Regions from separate parts of the Mus musculus genome. Here region 1 is linked to region 2. The links are chromatin loops, found by intact Hi-C in ENCODE. Cell type or tissue: heart. All regions are shown on one strand.

Evidence for each region. A loop is a pair of places that touch in the nucleus more often than their neighbours do. Peaks named below come from ENCODE experiments on the same cell type or tissue, not always from the same donor. Only the 100,000 strongest peaks of a DNase experiment are listed, where the experiment ranks them.
Region 1: it touches region 2 in a loop (3.0-fold over the local background); 19 of 42 quality-filtered maps call a loop at or near these places.

The regions. Positions count from the first base shown.
Region 1 is chr5:32,335,436-32,340,435 of GRCm38, reverse strand. Plb1 (phospholipase B1) reads right to left here. Exons shown (of 59, transcript NM_001081407.1): 45 at 2,301-2,366. All of the region lies in intron 1 of Gm36840 (a long non-coding RNA gene), which reads left to right. Among named protein-coding and RNA genes, the nearest start is that of Gm36840, 17 kb to the left of the region's middle. In heart, a CTCF peak has its summit at 1,920 (motif pointing left); no DNase peak of the experiment used is centred here; H3K4me3 peaks cover 347 bases; H3K27ac peaks cover 2,599 bases.
Region 2 is chr5:32,458,111-32,463,110 of GRCm38, reverse strand. It overlaps Ppp1cb (protein phosphatase 1 catalytic subunit beta), which reads right to left and starts at 4,141. Exons shown (of 8, transcript NM_172707.3): 1 at 3,704-4,141. The coding sequence starts at 3,755. In heart, CTCF peaks have their summits at 2,498 and 3,715; a DNase peak (open chromatin) is centred at 4,160; H3K4me3 peaks cover 3,398 bases; H3K27ac peaks cover 2,816 bases.

The DNA of each region.
Region 1 (5,000 bases), 120 kb after region 2:
GGCCTTCAAACATGCTCTTAAACATTTGCTTTGTCTAATAGGTTAGTTTATTCCATGGCCCTACTCAGCAGATCACAGTGATGTCACCAAGTTGTTTAGACGTTTCATGGGAGTTAAAAAACCAGGCAGATGGGAAAGTTGCACTTGGGAAATGTAAGTCTACAAAAGATAGTTCTAGAGCCACCAGTATCATAGAACTCTCTAATAGTCAAGCATGTTCTATTGGAGTTGACACATACAGATCGGACCTGTCACAAAGGAAAGGACACTGTGCTATGAACTCAACTGGGACTTTCAAGGGTACTGCCACCTTGCTGTATGTACACCAAGTAGGTACAGAATAACACTTTGTAACGAAGATAGTGTTGATGTTGCCTATTTTAAGCAACAATCTATTAAAGCAAGCACATAACCTTTTTAAAGTTGGTCAATATCTGAAAGAAAAATCCCTGAGACTAAAGATCCAGAAGAGCAGGTCCTCCCTGCTCACTACTGCCCATCCCCTACTCAGCATGGTGGCTGCCCCTCTCAGTGTCTGATGAGGAGGTGGGAAATAAATGAATGCCAGGTTGACAAGACTCTCTCAGTCACACAGGAATTTGGTCAGTGGTTCAAGCAGAACCTGACTCCTTTGAGTTAAGGTGGGTCAGAACCCAGAGATCCTGGAGGTGACAGCTCCCAGCCACACTGCTGCAATAGTCAGAATGTCACACTTGACAGCCTCTTGGCACCTCCTCAGAGGCTATTCTCCGAGCTTCAGTTGGCTTATGAAAGGTGTGGCAGTTCCCGCCTCTAATCCCAGCATTTAGGAGGCTGAGGCAGAAGGATCATTGTGACTTAGAGCCCAGAGATCATATTTCAAAAACCAAAGACTTAAAAAGCTAGGAGCGGTGGAGGTACATACCTGCAATCCAGCACTTAGGCAATGGAGGCAAGAGAACCAGGGGTTCAAGGTTGTCCTTGGCTATGTAACAAGTTTTAGGTCTGCCAGGACCATGTGCAACCCTATCTTAAAAAGCAAGTTTCCCCCAGGCACTGATGTCTGAAATCATCTCCAGAAGGCTGCAGATAGGGAGGTCCTCCCATGGCTTCCCCGGGCCTCTCTGCCCGGACCCTAACCTCCATTCTCAGGCACTCAGCTCTGTGTGGGCTGGCCCTGAGCACCGCTTTGATCTCCTAGCTTTTCACCAGCCACACTCACAAGCCCCGACTTCAGCCACTCTCACCTTCCTCCTCGTCCTCAATTATTGTCTGCTGCCAGCCTCTGTGCTCTCTCTGGCCCTCCATGCAGCTGCCATCTTTTTGACCTGCATGTGTCCGTTCAAATCTCCCCATCTCAGACAGGCTCAGCAATTATGTTTCATCAGAACCAGCCACACTTCCCTTGGCTCATCATTTTCTGTCTGTTGTCTCCATCCTCTGAGCAACTGCTGTCCCTATCCTAAAGGATCGTTTTAGCTATGTCCTAGATGCCTCAACTCAGCAGATGGGACTCTGTAAAAGCTAAATCCCATCTGTTTGGTCTACTCTGACTCCCTGAAATAGTGTGTGACACATATTAGATGCTTACTAAATAGTTGTGGACTCTTATTGGACCCTAACTACCCAGGTCAGGACCACATCAATGTTTCTCTGAATCCCCACCAGCTTTCAGCGTGGATGTTAAATGTTTTGTTTTCTGTCCTGTTGGGCTAGACCTAGGTCCTTCAAGGTGTAGTGTGGTCCAGGATCTGGCAAGCTATCTTTGGAGTGTCAAGCCTTAAAGCCACAGGGCTCTGAAAGCTCAGAATGGGATCGATTGATCCCAGTAAGAGTGGGGGTTGGTATGGATATTCGTCAGCTTCCTGTCATGCCCCACCCCTGGCACAGAGCTTCCTTCCCACTGAGTTTAGGGTTCCACCTTCAGGAAGTTGATGGCACTTCATGCCCCCTGCCCCACCCTCAACACTAATACCTACCTCTCCTTATCCCTGCTATCTTGATCTTGTAAGGCTAAGCTGTTTAATTGAAAACAATGTCTCTGAGGACAGCAAAGGTCAGTGCACACTGATCTCAGTGAGAGGAAGCTCTGCTTGGCCACTGACATCAGGTGGGCAACTTGAGAACAAGTCAGGACTATTCTGGGGCCTTAGTTCCAGATTGTTTCGCTTTGTTTTTGTGTTTTTGTACATTCCAATTCCCAGTATGTAAGATGGGTATACTTGTGCTTAAACTAACAGTGAAATCTGCACCACACCCCAAGTCCCTGGCAGGTGGGACTGACTTGTGTCTAAGAGACACAGACATGAGTCAGAGGTTACCTCAATGGCTGGCTTGGTAGGATACTTGTAGTTACTGTTTCGGAAGGTTCTCAGGAAGGGCTGATCCTAGGAGGAAAGAGAAATCCCAGTGAGGTTATCTAACAGCACGCAGGCTGTAGATGAGTTCACTACCCTGCCATCCAGGTTTATTTAACAAGGATCTGCACTGAAGTAGAAAGAGCTGAATAGACAGAATTTCAGTCCTTCCCAGAAGGGTTTTTGTAAATGCTTGTTAACCAGGGAGGCACAAATAGAAGGCTTAGAGAATTAGAGAAAGTTCTTCACATCCTGTGGTCTGGGCTCCATGGGCTCTTGTAAACTGTAGCGATCACACATCTCTACGGTCCTCTGGCTTATGTATTTTCTTCACTTTTTTTTTTCTGGCAAAAGAGTCACAGTCCAGCACCTTTTTTCCTGAAGAAGGGTTATCAATGTATTTTATTATCTGTCATCTCTCTGTCTTCTTTGTGCTGAGCATTACCCCTTTAGGTTGGCTTCCTGTTTTCAGTCATTTCTTTTTCTCCCTGACAAACCTGCTCTTCAGGCCTCCACACCTATCTGCTGTACAATCAGTGCTGATACAAGCCCTGTCAACATTCCCAGTCCACCCAGTTGCAGGTGATGGGTTAATCAAAGATGGGAGGAGGAAGCTGCAAAGGAGAACCAGGGGGGAAAAAAACCAACCGAGGAGGAAATCCAACATGGAATTGAAGCAAGACCAACTTAAGGTCTGGACTAGCAAATACTGGTAGACCCAGGGCAGGGAGGCACTCAGGGAACATGCTTGTAGAGTAGAAAGACCAGGACTGGAAAGAATGGAAACCAGACAGGAAGGGAGTAGGGACATGAGAGAGGACAGCCGGACTGTAGGGAAAGATATCTTTAGAGATCAATTCCAGGTGTTGTAAACTTAAGTTTCCTCAGTAAACTGGGCTGAAAGAGGTTTTATTTTGGCTTAGGGAGGGGTGGGAGAAGAGGAATTAGGAAAAAGAGAGGGGGAGACAGAAGGAGAAGGAGGAAGAAGAGGAGGAAGAAGGTAAGGGAGAGGAGGAGGAGGAGGGAGAGGAGGAGAGAGGGTTAAAATGGTGAGGCCCATTTCCCCTTTTCTTCTGAGTGGCAGTATTCCCATCTGAAAAAGAGGCCAGCCACACTCAGGTGGTGTTACCAGTGCAAGACAGAGAAGCTTGTAGCGGCACACAGCATACTTATTTAGGCTGTCAGTGTCAGCATCATTATTTATTTATCAGTGCCATCAGCATCCCCCCAGGAGAGCAGCCAGGTGCCTTGTACAAAAGACAAACCTATACGGGTCTGCTACCTGTGCCCAGAGCAGTGCTGAGGGGAGAGCAGCAGATCTGTGCCCTAGGCATAAGGGAGAAGGACATGAGATACTCCTAAGCAATGAAGAACTGAAGACCTGGGAATGTGGAATTTGCTGAGAGGCTGATGCAAGACTTGGGGACATACATCCCTCGGAACAAGACTGGGCGTGGGTGCTAATTATGACTCTCCCTCCACAAAGAAGCCCTGGCTAGAGCTGGTTGGTACTAGTGTGGCCAGCACAAGACAGAGCAGAAGCCAGACAATTTTCACCTTTCTGGAAGAGCTTGGAGTCACACAAATATTTATCTGACATAAGATCCATTAGTTAGGGGAAGAGGAGAGGGTGCCTGAAGAGGTCAGAGGACTGAGAAACCTTGGAATTCTGCCTTTGTTGGCTCTTGGTTGCTTGGTGCACGTGAGTCAGACAGGTTTAAAGGCCTGGGATGGAGCTGACTTCATGAGAGATTCCTAGTTGCAAGCCTGAGCAGGTAGAAGGGACACTGCCTGGCTTCTGTGGGCTGCCACGGAGGCAGAGTCCAGGGCGAGAGCCAGCAGTTGAGTCAGCGACTGGCTGGTGAGCCAGGCTGCCTCATGGCTAGATGGGAGGTTCTGAGAGAAGGAAGGGGTCTTTTTTCCTGAGCTCTGGAGACATTTAATCCGCCCCAACCCACTGCTCCTCTTTTGGTAGGAGTGGTAATCTTATACCATATGTAGCTTCCAAGGGGGAAATGTGTTTTAAGGGTTTGGAAATTTAGGGTTGGTGTCTGGGAAAAGGGGGAAAAAGTGTGTGTGTGTGGGGGGGGGGGGGAGTGAGAGACAAGGAAGCTAGTGCTATGTGGTTCAAGGTGCTGGTGGGGGTGGGGTGGGATGACTCTAGAAATAGATCAACCTCAGTGAGATGATGCACACCTGTGGAGAGGAGACAATACGACTGAGACAGGAGAGTCTAAGAGGAGCCTTGCTTCTAGGGTTAGACATAGGGATGCCATTGGAAGGTGGGAAGAGTGGAAATCAGAAAAAAAAAAAAGGTGCTTAAGGCTTCTCAAATCCAGGGAGGAACAGATTCCAAGGAAGAAGTTAACTGAGACAAAGGTCGAGAAGGAGAAAAGCTGAAAGAGGACAGAGCTCATTTTCCAGTTGTCTCTGGAGTTAGGGAAGCAAGGGGCCAGAAAGACAGTTAATGTAGGGAGGGGGAAGAGTCCACAGAGCCAATGGAGGCTCAGCTATAAGTAATTCACCCAACCTGCAAACACATCCTAAAACCATGGTGTATTGTCAAGTCCCCCTACCTGGCACAGCAGAACGTGTTAACAGTGAGGCTGGGGATCAGGGAGGGGAGGGGGACTGGAAGTACTCACTTCCAGCTTGCTGCCTGCC
Region 2 (5,000 bases):
CCTTGTCTCAAAAACTTGAACTCAAAAAACTCAAAAGAAAATTAGTCACAAAAGACCACATTATATACACTTTCATTTACATAATATGTGCATAAACCGGCAAATCTGGAGAAAGAAGGCAGATTAACGATCCGATCCGCTCTACTGCCTAGAGGGAGACAGATGAAGAAAAAAGAAACAGGGCTTGTGGGGGTGGGGGGAGGTGGAAGGGAGGGAGAATGTTCTAAAGCTGACAGTGGTGATAGCTGCAAAACACTGTGGACACACTAAAACTCACTGACTAACACAGCAGCAATAGGCAAACCATGTGGGATATGAACTGCATCTCAAAGTTGTCTTTAAAAGGGAAGGTTTGGGCTGGAGCAATGGCTCAGCCGTTAAGAGCCTGGCTGTTCTTGCAGAAGACCTGGGTTCAAATCTCAGCACCCACAGGGCGGCTCATCACATCGTAATTCCAGTTCTAGGGCATCTTCTGGCCTCCAAGGGCACCATTTGATTCTCTTTCACAAAGTATCAGGATTCTACTTACTTTTGACTTCTTTCAAAATAAACTCATTTGGAATGTTACCTAAGGCCCCCAGGTGACTCCCACTTCCTCTTCAAATATCTAGAGAACAACCACTCTAAGCAAAACCTTTTACTAGGCAGGCTTTCTAGCTCACTCACAGAACTAATCTGAACTTATGTAATCAATTATGATAAATCACAAGACTATAGTAGGGTCACTACAGATGGCAAAACAGTTATTGTTTAGTTGTAAGTAAAACTTAAACCAAGAAAATAATACTGGAGAAGCACACCCAGTCCAAACAATGTTCTAGTCTTTTTATTTAAATGGTCTAACATCGAACAAAGTAACATAAAAAGTAGTTACTGAAAGTGAGTGCACTTAACTGGCCATCAGAGTTTAATATATTTTTAAATGAATAAACTGTAACATAAAGTAAACACTTTAAAATGAGACTAGGTTCTGATCAATTTTTTTCTCTTAATGCAAAAAAACATTTTTACAAAAGCAAGGTTTTTTTCCTGTTGTGTTTTGCTGGTCTAGAGCTCAGAGATCTGCCTGCCTCAGCCTACTGGGTGCTGGGATTAAAGCCACAACTTTTTGCCCAGCCAAAAGCAATCTTTAATTGATAGACAACACTGCATCTTTTAGGAACACATATTTTAAGTGCATACACTGTGAAATGGCTGAACACACTGAATCCACACATTTTATCTACCAAGGATGTCATATTTATCATACTGGTCCTTAGAGCACACATTCTCGAAGGTTCTCTTCACACTTTCAATACAATGACCACTAACTGTAGTCTTGCTATGGATAGACGTCTTTAACTATAATTACATATCTTTTAATGTTCACTTTCATTTAGGACACACAAAATATATAACCTAGACATCTTTAACTATAATTATGTATCTTTTAATGTTCACTTTCATTTAGGACGCACAAAATATATAACCAGGTTATTCTGTTCTGCGAGGCAACTTTACAGAATAGCACCACTTGAATTTGAGTTAAATTAGCATGTAATACTGAAAACTAAAGTAGGCTGCCCGGCAGAGGTGGTGCATGTCTCTAATTCCCAGTATTTGGGGAGGCAGAGTTTGAGGCAGCCTGGTCTACAGAGCAAGTTCCAGGATAGCCAGGTACAGAGAAACCCTGTCTCAAAAAAAATTTTTTTTTCAAGATTGAATTTACTCACTAGAAAATCCAAGACTTCAAAATTTATTTGAACAGGTTTAGGCTTGGGGAGGGAAGGAGGGACTGGTAATATTTTAGAGTAACAACAAAAGCAGTCTTCGTCTGGATTAAGGAACAAGAATGTAACAAAACTACTAATAAATTGTACATTCAAAGCAGGAAGAGCAGGAAGGCTAGCACACACTGAGAAGCCACTTGTTTATACTGAGCTGCTTGAGTGAGGAGTGAGCCTTATCTTTGACTCCTGGTGCCTGGCAGTGCAGTCAATAAACACTTGCTATATTAGAAAAAAAGAACGTATTCTTACCCAAGAAGGGGGGACTGGTGGGTGCTGGTGACTGATGATAGAACCAAATATTTAACAATGATATAGCTCAGGCTACTTTCCCCTTTTTCTCTACAACTCCCACTCTATTAGTTGTATTTAAGCATCTGTAACTGTATAGAAGTACATTTGATTTAAAGGCTTCTAGATCGGTTTAAAATACATGCATCTGCTATAAGGTATTTATGAAAAATTAAAAATATTAATAAACTGCGATAAAATCTGATCCAAATTTAATTTAAAATTTAGATTATATGAAAACAGTGGTGGGCTTAAATTCCCCTTCTCCGAAGAGTAACAAGATATAAAGATTTAAAATAACTATATTTCCCTAATAGAGCCAGCCATGTACTACAAGCATAAATTTTTTTTAACTAAACAAATTTCTCACAGACCCAGCAAGATGTTTCTATCAATTAAAGACCACAAAATCCCAAGCAGTAAACACAGCAAGCACCAGGGGGCCTCCCAGGAATAACTTGATACTAAAGGAGAAGGTAAATAAGAAAGAGTTCCTGGTAAAAGTTCTGCCTTTTTCTCAGCCTTAAGGCTGCTGGAAAGCTTTTACATCTGGAGCATATAAACAGAGTTGTTTTGTTGTTGTTGTTGTTTTAAACAGAGAATAAATACTTCGTACTTTAACTAGTTAAAGAAAAGTCACCCCTCTCCACGCTCTTTGGTAAAATTCCAAACACAAACAGCTTCGCTGTAGTAAACACACGCATTCATTAGGAGGCTGACAAAAAGGACTCTTAACCACTCAAAAACGCAATTCTTTTTTACACACTCCACAATTAGTGACGACGCAAATTTTATAGCGTAAAAGGGTTCTTTTGACCAAGACCCGCCTTTAACTTCGAACAGTATCCCCCAACGGACCAATACATTTAACTACTGGCCTCTCCATCTCCTCTTTTCTCCTTATGTTCCCACCAACACAAAACTAATCGATAAAAGCATAAGAACCCGGAACTTCAAATGCTGAGAACACTTGTAAAATACCTTTTAAGCTCAAGAGATTATTCACAACAGACATTTGCTAAGTTTGTGCAGAAATTAAACTCGGCTCAAACATGTTTAAAAAAAAAAAAAAGCCCCCAAATCAACCCCTTCAGCACATGTATCCGGGCGTTTCGTATTTCTAACGGACGTCTTTAACCTGATTCAGGATTTTTACTGTTTTTTTATACTCCAGATAATAAATGGTAAACTAGTCATCGTATCCTCTCCCTAATTCTTTCTAGAGCATCCAGTAAAATGCAAACGATCCGAGAGCCTTACTGGGAAGGTTTTATGTAAAATTCACTACCGGAACGACCATCGGAGGCTGCCAAGGGCAACGCACAAAGAGAACCGAGAAATACACATTCCACGGACACACAAAGCCCAGCGGCAGGCATCCTCGCCCCTTCTTCGGAACGGTCTGCAGAGGCCAGCACAGCGGCCAAGCGGAGCCCGGCCGCCTCTCGGGAAGACTGTACCAGCCGATGGGCCTCCGGCCTCGCTCGGCCCGGCCTCCCCGCCTGCCCGCCCGCCAGCCCGCGCTCCTGGCCTCCTGGGGCACCCGGCCCGCCCGCCCGCCCGCCCGCCTGCCCTCCTCTCCGACCTCAGCTCGAGCGGGAAGGGCCCCGCGGCCGGGTGGGGAGACGAGCCGGCGCCGCACTCACCCTCCAGCAGGCGGGTGATGAGGCTGTCCACGTTCAGCTCCCCGTCCGCCATCTTGTCGGCACCAGACTCTCCTCCCTAAAGCGTTAACAGGGCTTCTCGGCGGCGGCGGCGGCTCGGCGTTCTCACCTACGAGTCACGCGGCGTTTCGACCCCGGCTCCAACTCCCCCCGGGCGCGGGCCCTCCCCCCACCCCCTCCCCGCCGAGCAGCGACAGCGCGCGCACACGCTGGCGGCGCCCACTGGAAATAAATAAATAAACAAGCAGGCCCCCAGGAACCGGGCCGCGTCAGGAACCGGGCCGCGTCAGACCCCAGCCGCCACCGCCTCCTCCACCTCCTCCTCGGCACCGCCCAGCTCCGCAAAGCTCGGCAGCGCCACGGACAGCCCCGCCCTCAGCGTCACTCCCTCCCCTCCGCCCTTGCGGGCCGCCTAGCCGCGCCGAACTGCGCGCACGCGCGCCACGTCCCCTTCCTGCCTCTCCAGCTCCCCGCCCTCCCCTCCGCGGTTGCTAACGCGCAGGAGCGATTCCCTCTCTCAGGCGTTCCACTGCAACGAACAGTCGCCACTACGCAGGCGCAGGGCGGAGCCTGCCTTGCTTGTGAACGCAGAGCCGGCGTAGGCTGGAATGACCTTCCTTCCCTGCTCCCCAGGGCCTGGTGGTTCCGCAGAGTTAACTATTGCGTTCTTCCCGCCTTGCTTTTCTTTTCTAGGTTTCAGTCACTGGTTTTCAAAACAATTGCTCGTATTTCCGCTAACCCGGAAACGTGGGTTTCAGTTGCCTATGTTGGAAACCCAGGTGTGCTGGAGATAAGAGACTTCTCTGTTGAAAAAGATTGACATTGCAGATCAAGGGCTCTGTATCACATCACCAGAGTCGCTGATTCGCCAGGTGACCCTAGAAGAAACAGGATTCAAAGTGGGCCTCAGTCAACAGCAATAAGATTTTACACGCTCCCGACATCTCCATACACTCAGGATACCACTTTTCTATAGTTCTTTTCTGTTCATTGATTTCTTATATTGCTTAATTCTCTTATCTTGTGATTTTTAAACATTTCTCTACTGCACTCGGTTCCTAGAGGATAAAAATCACATTTACCGGGCATAAGAGACCTGTAATCCCTACAACTGGGAGATGGAGGCAGAAGATCCAGAAGCCCAAGGTCATCTTCAGCTACATAATAAATGCTTGCAGTTGGGATAAATTAAAAACAAATACAGGGACTGAAGAGATGATTCAGAGGTTAGGAGCACTGCCTGTTTTTTTGCAGAGGACATGGGTTCAATTCCCAGCAC